2 separate regions of the Homo sapiens genome follow, and region 1 is linked to region 2. Evidence: chromatin contacts called from ENCODE Hi-C or POLR2A ChIA-PET data. All regions are on one chromosome and are shown on one strand. The core of a region is the stretch at or near the end of the contact, and the rest is flanking DNA. Distances in the headings are between cores, read along the strand shown.

Evidence for each region. A loop is a pair of places that touch in the nucleus more often than their neighbours do. ChIA-PET counts read pairs that join two places held with the same protein, here RNA polymerase II (POLR2A). Pooled maps may share reads with other maps.
Region 1: a loop to region 2 is called in a map with no recorded cell type, with 2.1 times the contacts of the local background. The contact joins two enhancer-like sites. A Hi-C loop is called at or near these places in 1 of 168 maps with a recorded cell type or tissue (OCI-LY7), 1 of 37 single-sample maps with no recorded cell type and 1 of 50 pooled maps. POLR2A ChIA-PET finds 5 or more read pairs at or near these places in 1 of 52 experiments (activated T-cell).

Annotation. Positions count from the first base shown.
Region 1 is chr16:15,917,987-15,924,609 of GRCh38, forward strand. All of the region lies in intron 1 of LOC107984869 (a long non-coding RNA gene), which reads right to left. Among named protein-coding and RNA genes, the nearest start is that of ABCC1, 28 kb to the right of the region's middle. RefSeq lists an enhancer at 6,600-6,623. Within about 2 kb of position 2,210, at least 4 of the 41 ENCODE cell types and tissues checked have a DNase peak (open chromatin) inside an H3K27ac peak, as active enhancers do.
Region 2 is chr16:15,765,681-15,773,249 of GRCh38, forward strand. It overlaps MYH11 (myosin heavy chain 11), which reads right to left. Exons shown (of 41, transcript NM_002474.3): 9 at 5,889-6,032. Among named protein-coding and RNA genes, the nearest start is that of MYH11, 88 kb to the right of the region's middle. RefSeq lists a silencer at 232-526. Within about 2 kb of position 4,996, at least 5 of the 41 ENCODE cell types and tissues checked have a DNase peak (open chromatin) inside an H3K27ac peak, as active enhancers do.

The DNA of each region.
Region 1 (6,623 bases), core at 960-3,459, 150 kb after region 2:
AAAAACAAACAACCCCATCAAAAAGTGGGCAAAGGATATGAACAGACACTTCTCAAAAGAAGACATTTATGCAGCCAACAGACACATGAAAAAATGCTCATCATCACTGGTCATCAGAGAAATGCAAATCAAAACCACAATGAGATACCATCTCACGCCAGTTCGAACGGTGATCATTAAAAAGTGAGGAAACGACAGATGCTGGAGAGGGTGTGGAGAAATAGGAATGCTTTTACACTGTTGGTGGGAGTGTAAATTAGTTCAACCATTCTGCTTAATAGCCACACACTGTGTGGCTATTCCTCAAGGATCTAGAACCAGAAATACCATTTGACCCAGCAATCCCTTCACTGGGTATATACCCAAAGGATTATAAATCATGCTACTATAAAGACACATACACACATATGTTTATTGTGCCACTATTCACAATAGCAAAGACTTGGAGCCACCCAAATGTCCATTAATGATAGACTGGATTAAGAGAATGTGGCACATCTACACCACGGAATACTATGCAGCCATAAAAAAGGATGAGTTCATGTCCTTTGCAAGGACATGGATGCAGCTGGAAACCGTCATTCTTAGCAAACTATCACAAGGTCAGAAAACCAACCACCACATGTTTCACTCATAGGTGGGAATTGAACAATGAAAACACATGGACACAGGGCAGGGAACTTCACATATTGGGGCCTGTTGGGGGTAGTGGGGGCGGGGAGGGAGAGCATTAGGACAAATACCTAATGTAAATGTCGAGTTGATGGGTGCAGCAAACCAACATAGCACATGTATACCTATGTTACAAACCTGCACGTCGTGCAACGTCGTGCAAATGTATTGTAGAAGTTAAAGTATAATAAAAAAAGAAAAAAAATCCATTCATATATCAATAAAAAATAGATCAATCAATCAATAAAACATTAAAGTGCAATGTCGACAAGAGGTGGTAAAAGCAGGCATCCTTGTGTTGTTCCTGGTCTTTGTGGGGAAATCTTTAAATTTGTAAGCCTTTCACTGTTGCATATGGTGTAAGTCTCTTCCTTTCTTTCTTTCTCCTTCCTTCCTTCTTTCCTTCCTTCCTTCCTTCCTTCTTTCTCTCTTCCTTCTTTTTCTTTCTTTCTATAAATAGAAACAGCAGGCCGGGCACGCTGGCTCAGCCTGTAATCCCAGCACTTTGGGAGGCCGAGGCAGGCGGATCACGAGGTCAGGAGATAGAGACCATCCTGGTTAACACAGTGAAACTCCATCTCTACTAAAATACAAAAAAAAAATTAGCCGGGCGTGGTGGTGGGCGCCTGTAGTCCCAGATACTCGGGAGGCTGAGGCAGGAGAATGGCCTGAACCCAGGAGGTGGAGCTTGCAGTGAGACGAGATCATGCCACCGCACTCCAGCCTGAGCGACAGAGCGAGACTCCGTCTCAAAAAATAAATAAATAAAAATAAATAAATAAATAGAGCCAGCGTCTCACTATGTTGCCCAGGCTGGTCTCAAACTTCTAGGCTCAAGCAATCTTCCCAAAGTACTGGGGTTACAGGAGTGAGTCACCTTGCCTGGCCTGGTGTAAGTTTTTTATATATGCCCTTTATCCTGTTGAAGAAGTTCTCTTCTGGTCTTTATTATTTCAGTATTCTTTGTTGTTGTTGTTGTTGTTTTGTTTTGTTTTGTTTTAAATCCTGAAAAGGTGTTGGGTTTTGTCAAAGGCTGTTTTCTACATTATCCCTTAATTCTATTAATGTTGTGAATAACATTTATTTATTTATTTATTTATTTATTTACTTATTTTGAGATGGAGACTCACTCAGTCTCCCAGGCTGGAGTGCAGTGGCATGATCTCGGCTCACTGCAACCTCCATCTCCTGGGTTCAAGCAATTTTCCTACCTCAGCCTCCCTAACACCTGGCATTACAGGCGTGTGTCACCACGCCCAGCTAATTTATTTTTATTTTTTGTATTTTTAGTAGAGACGGGGTTTCACCGTGTTGGCCAGGCTGATCTTGAACTCTTTACCTCAAATGGTCCACCTGCCTCGGTCTGCCAAAAGTGCTGGGAATACAGGCGTGCACTACCGTGCCTGGCTGAGTTTTTTCTTTTTTGAGACAGGGTCTCACTTTGTCACCCAGGGTGGGGTGCAGTGGCACAAACATGGTTCACCGCAGCCTCAACCTCCCCAGCTCAAGTGATTCTCTCACCTCAGCATGCCAAGTAGCTGGGACTACAGTTGTGAGCCACTGCGCCCTGCCCTGATTTTCTTATAATGAATCACCCTTACATTCTTGGGATAAGTCTCATCTGTTAACACATATGTATAATATGTTTCTATGCTGCTGGATTTGATTTGCTAGTATTTTCTTTAGGATTTCTGCATCTATATTTATAAGGGACATTGGTCTATAGTTTCCTTTTCCTGTAATGTCATTGTGTGGCTTTGGTATCAGGGTAATGCTGGCCTCATAGAGTGGGTCAGAAATGTTGCCTCCTCTTCTAGTTTTGGGAAGATTTTAATAAGAATTGGCCTTAATTATTCAAATACCTGGTAGAATTCACCAATGGAGCCATCGGGTCCTGAGCTTTTCCTTACGGAACTTTAAAAAATTGTTACCAATTCCATCTCTTTCCTTGTTATAGATCTATTCCGACTTCCTAGTTTTTCTTGGGTTAGTCTTGGTAATTTGTGTGTTTCTAGAAATTTGTACATTTCTTCCAGGTGTATTCAATTAATTGACATGTCATTGTTTATAGTATTCTCTTATAATCTTTTATTTTTGTAAGGGTTGTAGTAATCTTTGGTTCCTGATTTTAGTGGTTTGGGCCATCTCCATTCTTCTTCTGGGGGCATCAGTATTTCCAAAAGTTTAGCAATTTTGCTGATTTGTTAAAGAACCAGTTTTTGGTTTTGTTGACTCTATTGCTTTTATAGAATACTATATTTTATTTATCTTCACTGTAATTTTTATTGTTTTTTTGCTGCTGCTTGCTTTCGGCATAGTTTGATCTTTTTCTAATCCCATAAGGTGGAAGAATGTATTATTTATTTGAGATCTGTCTTTCTTTTTTTGCTTGAGACAAGGTCTTGCTCTGTTGTCCAAGCTGGAGTGTAGTGGTGCAATCATGGCTCACTGCAGCCTCAAACTCCTGGGCTCAAGTGATCCTCCTGCCTCAGCCTCCCAAGTAGCTGAGATCACAGGCATGTGCCACGATGCCTGGCTAGATTTTTTATTTGTATTTTTCATACAGATAGGGTCTCGCTATATTACTGAGGCTGGTCTCAAACTCCTGGCCTCAAGTGTTCATTTTTTTTTTTTTTTTTTTGAGATGGAGTTTCACTCTTGTTGCCTAGGCTGGAGTGCAATGGCACGATCTCAGCTCACCACAACCTTCGCCTCATGGGTTCGAGTGATCCACCTGCCTCAGCCTCCTAGGTAGCAAGGACTACAGGCATGTGCCACCATGCCCAGCTAATTTTGTCTTTTTAGTGGAGATGGGGTTTCTCCATGTTGGTCAGGCTGGTCTTGAACTCCTGACCTCAGGTGATCCACCCGCCTCAGCCTCCCAAAGTGCTGGGATTACAGGCGTGAGCCACTGCGCCCACCCTCTTTCATTTTTGATGTAGGTGACTACAGCTATAAATTTCCCTCTGAGCATTGTCTTTGCTGCATCTCATAAGTTTTGGTAAGTTGTACTGCTTTTTCATTCATCTCAAAATATTTAAAAATTTTTTTATGATGTCTTATTTTACTCATTGTTTATGTTAATTTCTACATAATCGTATATTTGTGAATCTAAAAATTTTCTTTCTCTTGTTGATTTCTAGTTTTATTCTGTTGTGGTTGAAGAAATTACTTTTTTTTTTTTTTTTTGGCAGGGTCTCACTCTGTCGCCCAGGCTGGAGTGCAATGGCCTGATCTCAGCTCACTGCAACCTCCGCCTCCCGGGTTCAAGCAATTCTCCTGCCTCAGTCTCCCAAGTAGCTGGGATTATAGGCACCCGCCACCACACCCAGCTACTTTTTGTATTTTTAATAGATATGCGGTTTCACCATGTTGGCCAGGCTGGTCTCAAACTCCTGACCTCAGGTGATCCGCCTGCCTCGGCCTCCCAAAGTGCTGGGATTACAGGTGTGAGCCACCGCACCCGGCCAAAAGTACTTTGTATGATTTCAACTTTTTTTTTTTTTTTTTTTTTTTTGAGACAGGGTCTCTCTCTGTCGCTCAGTCTGGAGTACAGTGGCGTGATCTCAGCTCACTGCAACCTCCACCTCCTGGGTTCAAGCAATCCTCCTGCCTCAGCCTCCTGAGTAGCTGGAATTACAGGTGCCCACAACCATGCCCAGCAAATTATTGTACTTTTAGTAGAGATGGGGTTTCACTGTGTTGGCCAGGGTGGTCTCGAACTCCCGACCTCAAGGGACCCACCTGCCTTGGCCTCCCAAAGTGTTGGGATTACAGGCGTGAGCCACCGCGCCCAGCCGATAACTCAAAAATTTTCAAGAGGCAAAGACTTATTTTTTAACAGATGTGAGACTCAGTGTTTTAAACAAGACCCAATAAAGACAGTATGAGGCTAACTGAATCTGTCCCTCCTGCAAAGAAACATTTTTTTACTGTTTTTTAATATTACATGAAAATTTTGTTTAAAAAACTAAATTTTACCTTTGTATGTAAAATTGTTCCTTTAGTAGTTTTAATTACATATATTATAATGTTAACTCTTAGGCAGTCTCCGCCTCTCGGGTTCAAGCAATTCTCTTGCCTCAGCCTCCCGAGTACCTCAGACTACAGGTGTGCACCACCATGCATGCCCAGCTAATTTCTGTATTTTTAGTAGAGACAGGGTTTCGCCATGTTGGCCAGGCTGGTCTCAAACTGCTGACATCAGGTGATCTGTCCGCCTTGGCCTCCCAAAGTGCTGGGATTACAGGCGTGAGCCACTGCATCCAGCCATTACTGACTTTTATTTTTAATGAAAAACTAAGGAGGTAGGCAATTTTAATTATGTACCAGGTACAGAGTCTAGGACAGTAATAATATATGTCAATAATATATGATGCTTTTTAGGATAGGCAGGGGACATGGTTAATTCTACACATCCCCAGGCCTTATCTACAATCTAAGGGCTTTAAAATAGACAAGTCCAACAATTATTTAAAATATTATAGAAGGGCCAGGCATGGTGCCTCATGCTTATAATTCTAGCACTTTGGGAGCAGAGGCTGGTGGACGCCTTGAACCTAGGAGTTAGAGACCAGCCTGGCCAACATGGTAAAACTCGATCTCCACTAAAAATACACAAGTGAGCTAGACATGGTGGTACGTGCTTATAGTCCCAACTACTTGGAAGGCTGAGGTGGAAGGATCACCTGAGCCCAGGGAGGTTGAGGCTGCAGTGAGCATGCCACTGTACTCCAGCCTGGGCAACAGAGTGAGTCCCAGTCTAAGAAAAAAATTTATAAAAGTAGTTTAGGACCTGAAAGGTCTTAGTAAAGACAATACCAGACTTGTCTAATTTACACCAAATGTTCACATTCTGAAGATGTTTTTATTTTACTAATAATTGAAAAACTGTCTTTATTTACTAAAGATTATTAAAGTCATGTGAACTAAAAGATACTTAAAGTTTTTATTTTTTGATGAAATATTCAATTTAAGTGGTTAAGTCAACTGATTAGAGCTTTTAAAAATATATTTCAGTAGTGAAATATTATATATTCATGGCACATATAAACATAGACATAACAGACAGAAGTAGATCTTATAGACTTGTAAGACTTTCTGTCAATTTTAAAATTTTTATTAATTAATTAATTTATTAGAGACAAGGTCTCACTCTGTCACCCAGACTGGAATGCAATGGTATAATCATAGCTCACTGTAGCCTCAAATTCCTGGGCTTAACTGATCCTCTCGCTTCAGCCTCCTGAGTTGCTGGGACTACAGGCATGCACCACCATGCCCAGATAATTTTAAAAATTTTTTATAGAGATGGTGTCTCACTTTGTTGCCCAGGCAGGACTTGAACTCCTGGCCTCAAGTGATCCTCATACCTCAGCCTCCCAAAGTGTTGGAATTACAGGCTTAAGCCACCACATCTGGCTGGTTTTAATTATTAAACAATAACAAAAAAATTCATTTTCTAAAAAAAAGAGTACTGTGGCCTCTATACAAAAATAAAGAAAAACAATTTAGCATAGTGAAAACAAGATAGAGTCAATAATATTAAATTTGTATTTTTGAGACAGAGTCTCACTCTGTTGCCCAGGCTTGAGTGCAGTGGCTTGATCTCAGCTCACTGCAGCCTCTGCCCCCCTGGTTCAAGCAATTCTAGTGCCTCAGCCTCCGGAGTAGCTGGGACTACAGGCTTGCACCAACATGCTTGGCTTATTTTTCTATTTTTAGTAGAGACAGGGTTTCACCATGTTGGCCAGGTTGGTCTTGAACCCCTGACCTCAAGTGATCTGCCCGCCTCAGCCTCCCAAAGTGTTGAGATTACAGGCGTGAGCCACCGCGCCCAGTCAATTATGTTAAATTACCCTTATTACTATGATTTTTATAAAAGTGGTTTCAAGCATATAAAGAATGTTTGTTATTACTATTATGTATTATTTTCTTTATCATGATACTTC
Region 2 (7,569 bases), core at 3,746-6,245:
GGTCCCTGGCCCAGCTCAGCAAAAGGACCCAGCTGCTGACCACCCATCCATTTGCTCCCACTTACTATGGTAGAAAGCCTTCTCCCCAAAATGAATGAAGCTGCTGTTGACAGGGCTTGGAAACACACTTCCTTTTAACCATAACATCTATGAAAGAGTCTTTGTAAACTATGAAGAGTTGCACTCACAGTTTTAAAAGTGTCAATTTAAACTAAAGATTCCTGAAATGCCTGCACAGCCCAGGCGAGCCGGCCAACTCAGGGTTTCTCAATCTTGTCACTGCAGAAATTGGGGGCCAGATAATTCTCTATTGTGGGGAGCTGTCCTGGGTATCATGGGAAGTTTAGTAGCATCCCTGGCCTCTAACCACTAGATGTCAGTGGTGGTTACCCTGACAGAGTTGTGACAACCACAAATGTCACCAGATACTACTCAATGTCCCCTGGGAGGCAAACTCACCTCTGGCAGAGAACCACTGGTCTAAATGAACAAAGCCAACTAATGAGGACTGTGGGGACCCAAGGAGGCCACAAACCCATCTGAAGGGGCCAGCAGCTACTCCGTCATTGCCACAGGGGATATAAGCCAAGTGTTGCTGGAACTTCTGATTTTTCTAGATAATGGAAACCCAGAGTTTTTATGTGAAGTGTACCCATGTTTTTTGGTGTGTGTGTGTGTGTGTGTGTGTGTGTGTGTGTGTGTGTGTGTGAGACTGAGTCTTGCTGTCACCCAGGTTGGAGTGCATTGGTGCAATCTCGGCTCACTGCAACCTCTGCGCTTCCCAGGTTCAGGGGAATTCTCCTGCCTCAGCCTCCAGAGTAGCTGGGATTACAGGCGTGTGCCACCACACCCGGCTAATTTTTCTATTTTTAGTAGAGACGGAGTTTCACCATGTTGGCCAGGCTGGTCTCAAACTCCTGACTTCAAGTGATCCATGTGCCTTGGCCTCCCATAGGGTTGGGATTATAGGCCACAGTGCCCGGCCTACCCATATTTAAACTTTAGGAACCAATTTCTAAAAATTTTGAAGGTTGTAGTGGCCGATCTCTCCTGTGGGCTCAGGAACCATTGGTTTGCACTTTCTGGTATAGTTAAATGTAATTCCAGAAATGACAAAAGAATGCCACCACTCCCAGGCCATAAGAGATGAACCTTGGGGCAGAATTAGCAGACAGCAAAGAAGTAAACCAGTGAGGAGACACAACACAGCAAGGGTGGTGACGGCTGGCAGCATCCTGGTGTGCTGGTGCAAAGCACGCGCTCTGCAGTTAGAGAGTCCTGAGTTCAAATCCCAGCTTTGCTTCTTATAAATCTCATTATCTCTGAATTTCCAAATCCTAGTTCCGGGTCCAGATACACATGGGGAGGGAGGGAGATGGATGGATGGCAGATGGAGGGTGAATGGATGGATGAATGTATAAATGTATAGAGGATGGGTTCATGGATGGATGGGTGGGTAGATGGATGGACGGATGGGTGATGGATGGATGGGTGATGGAAGGATGAGTAGAGGATAGATGGATGATAGAGGATGGATTGATGGATGAATCATGGATGAATAGAGGATAGAGACTCTACATGAGTCTCAATAAGTCCCATGAGCCTCAGTTTCCCTATCTGCAAAACGGAGATGGTAACAGTAGTACCTGCTTCGTGAAGTTTAGGTCTTGTAAGATGCTGAGCAAGGGCCTGGCCTAGTAGGTGATAAAGAGTGGAAGCCACCTATATTAGGTTGAATGTTGGTCTTTCTAAAATATGTCCACCTGGAACCTGTGAATGTGGCCTAATTTGGGGGGTTACATTTATTTTTTTTTCCTTTTTGTGGATACCGGGGTCTCACTATATTGCCCAGGCAGGTCTCGAACTCCTGGGCTCAAGCTATCCTCCCGCCTCTGCCTCCCTGAGAGCTGGGACTACAGGCGTGAACCACCGCGCCCAGCCTGAACGTGGCCTATTTTGGAAAAAATCGGTCTTCGCAGATGGAATCAAGTACAAGATCTCAAGATGAGATCATCTTGGATTAACCTGGTGGGCCCTACATTTAATGTCAAGTGTCTTTATGATGGACAGAAGAGAAGACCCACAGAGTAGAATGCCACATGAAGGATGAGGCAGAGACTGGAGTGAGACAAGCCAAGGAAAAGCCAGGAACAGCCAGAGCCACCAGAAGCCAGGACAGAGGCAAGGAACAGATCTCCCTCAGTGCCTCCAGGAGGAACAACCCCTGCCAACATCTTGTCTTTTAAAAAAAAAAAAATTTTTTTTTTTTAAATTTTTAGTAGAGAAGGGGTCTTGCTATGTTGCTCAGGCTGGTCTTGAACTCCTGGCCTCAAACGATCCTCTTGCCTTGGCCTCCCAAAGTGCTGGGATTACAGGCATGAGCCATTATGCCCGGCTCCTGCCGACACCCTGATTTCAGAACCCTGGCCTCCAGAACTGGGAGAGAATAAATTCCTGTTGTTTTAAGGCATCAAGTTTGTGCTAATTTTTTACAGTGGCCTTACACCTCTCTTCTTGCTGAGGAATAAGAAACAGGACTTTCCAACATCAGACATGTGTACCACCAGGGATACACAGGATGGACAATTTAGGTGATTTTATTTTTTATCTTCAAAATACATTAGAAGCAGTATAACCAGGCCAGGCATGGTGGCGCATGAGGATATCTTGAGGCCAGGAGTTCAAGGCTGCAGAACCCAATGTGGTGGGGAAAATCCTGGTGTCCCCTGGTCACTTGGAGCCTCATGAAGCTCCAGCCTGAAGCCTGACCCACCCCCTTCTCCATAGGCCCCTTGATGGAGGGTTTGGAAGTAGCTCTTGGTTTATAAATGGGGTTGGTGTACATTTAGGACTAAGTTGGTTCCTATGAGAGTTCGTCATTTGCACGCCATCGTCTGAATGCTTGCTCTGTGTACCATCTGCTCCATTATTTGCTTAATCATTTTCTTTAAATTTACTTCCTTCTCTTTCCTTACATTTGTTTTAATAGAAAACTTTCTCTATCTTCAGTGACAAATCATCTTCACTTGCCATAAATAGATGGCAATTATAAATATAAATACAAGGAAAACAGTATTACCAAATTCTAGCTAGATGCTTGGGGCTGCCGAAGGTGCTGGGCCTGGAGTCTGGTCTCTGTGGTTAAAGGGGAAACAAGTGCCAAAGTACATTGAGAACACTGGGGACTGGGCATGGTGGCTCATGCCTGTAATCCCAGCACTTTGGGAGGCCAAGGTGGGCTGATTGTTTGAGCCCAGGAGTTCAAGACCAGAGAATACTGGATAACATGGTGAAGCCTTGTCTCTACCCACCCCTCCAAAAATCAAACCAAAACAAAACAAAAAACCCCAGGCCAGGCACGGTGGCTCATGCCTGCAATCCCAGCACTTTGGGAGGCCAAGATGGGTGGATCATCTGAGGTCAGGAGTTTAAGACCAGCCTGGCCAACATGGCGAGACCCAGTATCTACTAAAAATACAAAAAAAATTAGTGGGGCATGGTGGTGGGCGCCTATAATCCCAGCTACCCAGGAGGCTCAGCCAAGAGAATTGCTTGAACCCAGGAGGCAGAGGTTGCAGTGAGCCGAGGTCGTGCCACTGCACTCCAGCCTGGGTGACAATAGCAAGCCTCCATCTCAAACAAAACAAAACAAAAACCCTAAAATCAAAAATTAGCCAGGCGTGGTAGCACATGTCTGTAGTCTCAACGACTTGAGAGGCTGAGCTGGGAGGACTGCTTGAGCCTGCAAGGCAGAGATTGCAGTGAGCTGAGACTGCGCCACCGTACTCCAGCCTAGGTGACAGAGTGGTGTGATCTCGGCTCACTGCAGCTTCGACCTCCTGGGCTCAAGCAATCTTCCTGCCTCAGTCTCCCAAGTAGCTGGGACTACAGTGTGCACCACCACACCCAGTTAATTTTTTGTATTATTTGTAGAGAAGGGATCTTGCCATGTTGCCCAGGTTAGTCTCAAACTCAAGCTCAAGTGATCTGCCTGCCTTGGCTTCTCAAAGTGCTGGAATTACAGGCGTGAGCCACCATGCCCAGCAAAACAATTTAAATGGTCTCATTGTTTTCTTTCACAAGGACAGACAATGATTTAATAAACCCTCTATTAATCAACCTATTTTAGTTTGTTCCAGTTTTTTTCTATTTATTTTTTTTGTAGAGACAGAGTCTCACTGTGTTATCCAGGCTGGTCTCGAACTCCTGGGCTCAAGCAATCCTCTTGCCTCAGTGTCTCCAAATGCTGGGATTACAGGCATGAGCCACTGTGCCCAGCCTGTTCCAGTTTTTTATTATTTAAATAAAACTATACTGAACAGTGTAGTACATCAAGAAAAAAGGATTTGGTAAATTCCTGGCACACAGCAAATACTTAACCATTGTTCATTGTTATTTAAAAGCAAGATTAGAAGCAAAACTGACCCCTGTCCCAAATGAAATGAATCATTCTTGGAGGGCCTATGTCATTCAGACAAGGAGGCTATCAGCACTAGATTCTGATGTGGGACCCTGGCCAAGACCCACATACACCATCCATTTGTCAACTGACCCATACAGCCTAATTTTCCAGACCCCAAGTTATCTTCGGAGGAGCTGCCCCTCCCCTTATGCAGCATTTCAGCAACCTCAGTGCTATTCTGGGGCTCCAAACGGGCGTAGGCGTGGGAAGGAAGGGAAACTTTCCACAGTTCTGTCCTGGTGTTCCTGAAAGAGATTAACCTTCAACACTGAGGCACATCTAACGCAGAAGGAAAATCGTTTCTGGAAACACAGTGTCCCGACCAAGAATTTCTTTCTGAGCTGTCCTGTTCTCAAGACCCAGTGTGTTTCTTGGCCATTGGTTGGATGATTTTGATCAATATCAATTGATCACCAGAGCAACCCCTCCAGGAAAAGCCTGAGTAAATCCACTGCCTCGATCACTCCCCCTCCCCTAAACCCTGCCCACATGTTCCTGATGAGGCCAACATCTCTACCTTCAGCTCCAAGAATCCATTCTTAGGGACCATAATGAAACCACCCTGCGCTTTCCACAACCCTGCCTATGCTGCATAGCTCAGGAATGTGCATATCAACCTAAGCCAACCAATCAGAGTCAATGACACTCCATTCAGGAACTTAAGCCGGGAATCTACTCTGTTCTTTGGACATAAACCCAAAGAATATAAGGGCTGGAACCCAGCTATGTTGCTGTCAACAAACTGCATCCTATAGAGAAACAATGTAGTCGAGAGAGATAGAAGACAAGAAATTAGGTTCTAGAAAAATCTTTTGAACACCTAGATCTCACTGTACCTGAAGCTTGAATTCCTGAACTTTTTTTTTTTTTGAGATGGAGTCTAGCTCCATCTCCCAAGCTGGAGTGGAGTGGTGTAATCTTGGCTCACTGCAACCTCTGCCTTCCGGGTTCAAGCAATCCTCCCACCTCAGCCTCCTGAGTAGCTAGGACTACAAGTGTGCACCACCAGCCCTGGCTAATTTTTTTTTTGTATTTTTAGTAGAGACAGGGTTTCACCAAATTGACCAGGTTGGTCTCGAACTCCTGACCTAAAGTGATCCGCCCACCTTGGCCCCGCAAAGCGCTGAGATTACAGACCTGAACCACTGTGCCTAACCTCCCTGAACTTCTCAACATTCTGAGTTAGTCACTTTCCCTTTGGTTTAAGCCAGCTCGGGTTACTTGCAACCCTAGTTATACAGCCACTTTTCTACAACACAAACAAACCACCTAGAATAAAATTCATTTTCCTCCTTTTTTTTTTTTTTTTTTAATGGAAGGTGGGGAATTCAGAGAGCAGAAATCTGTCCTGACCAGAGAAGAGTTCTTAACAGGTTCCACTGGTATCCAGGCAAGCTACCCTCCAGACTCAAGGTGTGAGGCTTACATAGCTGCTCCTCCTCGCTGAAACCCATGATTGCCATGGCCTCCACGGTTTCCTGGAACATCTCATCATCCTGGGCTGCTGGGATGGGCACAAAGCCATTGGAGAGGAAGGTGTAGTTGTTGAAGCCCTCCAAAAGCAAGTCACCTAGAAGGAGAGGAAGACAGGTCAGGGTCAATAAGACATACTTCTAATTTCAACATGAGACCGAGATCTGGTCAAGGGTCTGGGCCATCATAATTCCTTTCCCTTTATCAAGGCTTGAACCGTTTAAAGCCCTCACGCATCGTCACGTAGACAGCCTCACCAACCACTGCCAGCCTTACACAGCGGTGCAGGTTGTGCACTGCTCCAGTGACTGCAGCTGATATCCAGCCTTGGTTCTGCTTGCTAAGCCACAATCCCTGGCACGAAGTTACATTTACCTGGAGGAAGGGATGCCTTTACCTCAATTGTCTAGAGGCACCCTGCCTTCAGCCTTCAGAGACAAAGCTGTCAGAAGAGTTAGATCAACCTTTACTCTTTTTTTTTTTTTTTTTTTTTTGAGACGGAGTCTCACTCTGTCGTCCAGGCAGGAGTGCAGTGGCGCGATCTCGGCTCACTGCAACCTCCGCCTCCCAGGTTCAAGCGATTCTCCTGCCTCAACCTCCTGAGTAGCTGGGATTACAGGCGCCCGCCACCACGCCCGGCTAAATTTTGTATTTTTAGTAGAGATGGGGTTTCACCATGTTGACCACACTAGACTTGAACTCCTGACCTCAGGTGATCCACCCACCTTGGCCTCTCAAAGTTCTGGGATTACAGACGTGAGCCACCGCACCTGGCCTTATTCATGTATTTATAAAATTTTTATCAAATTCAAACAGGCACATGAGTTTTAAAAATCAATTACTACCAAAGGTTTATAATGAAAAATAGCATTCTCCTGTCACATCCCTTCTCCAACTCTACCTTACTCCATAATACCTGCTTTTATCTCTTTTAGCTGCTTTTTATCTGGCAGTTACCACTATCTCTCTGTACAATAGGCTTGCTATATATACTAGCCTATTATAATGTATATACCATTATGTATTACATATCATAGGCCAAGGGTTCCCCAACCCATAGGCCATAGACCAGTACCGGTCCATGTTAGGAACTGGGCCACACAGCAGGAGGTGAGCAGCAGGTGAGCAAGTGAAGCTTTATCCGCTATTTGCAGCTGCTGCCCATCGCTTGCATCACTGTCTGAGCTCCGCTTCCCATAAGATCAGCAGCAGCATTAGATTCTCATAGGAGCGCAAACCCTATCGTGAGCTGCACATGTGCCCTCCTTATAACACTCTAATGCCTGATAATCTGTCACTGTCCCCCATCACCCCCCGATGGGACTGCAGGAAAACAAGCTCCCAATGATTCTACATTATGGTGACTAGTATAATTATTTCATTGTATATTACAATGTAATAATAAAGTGCACAGTAAATGTAATACACGTGAATCATCCCCACACCATCCCCCCAACCCTGCCCGCCCAGTCTGTGGAAAACTTTTCTTCCAGGAAACCAGTCCTCAGTGCCAAAAGTAACAGGTGCTTTTGGCCTATTGGAAGACCAGAGGCAAAGCACAATCGCTGTAATAGGCGATTTCTGGATATGTCAAGTTTAGATAGTATCTAGTGACTTCCTGCTATGGTAGGCAA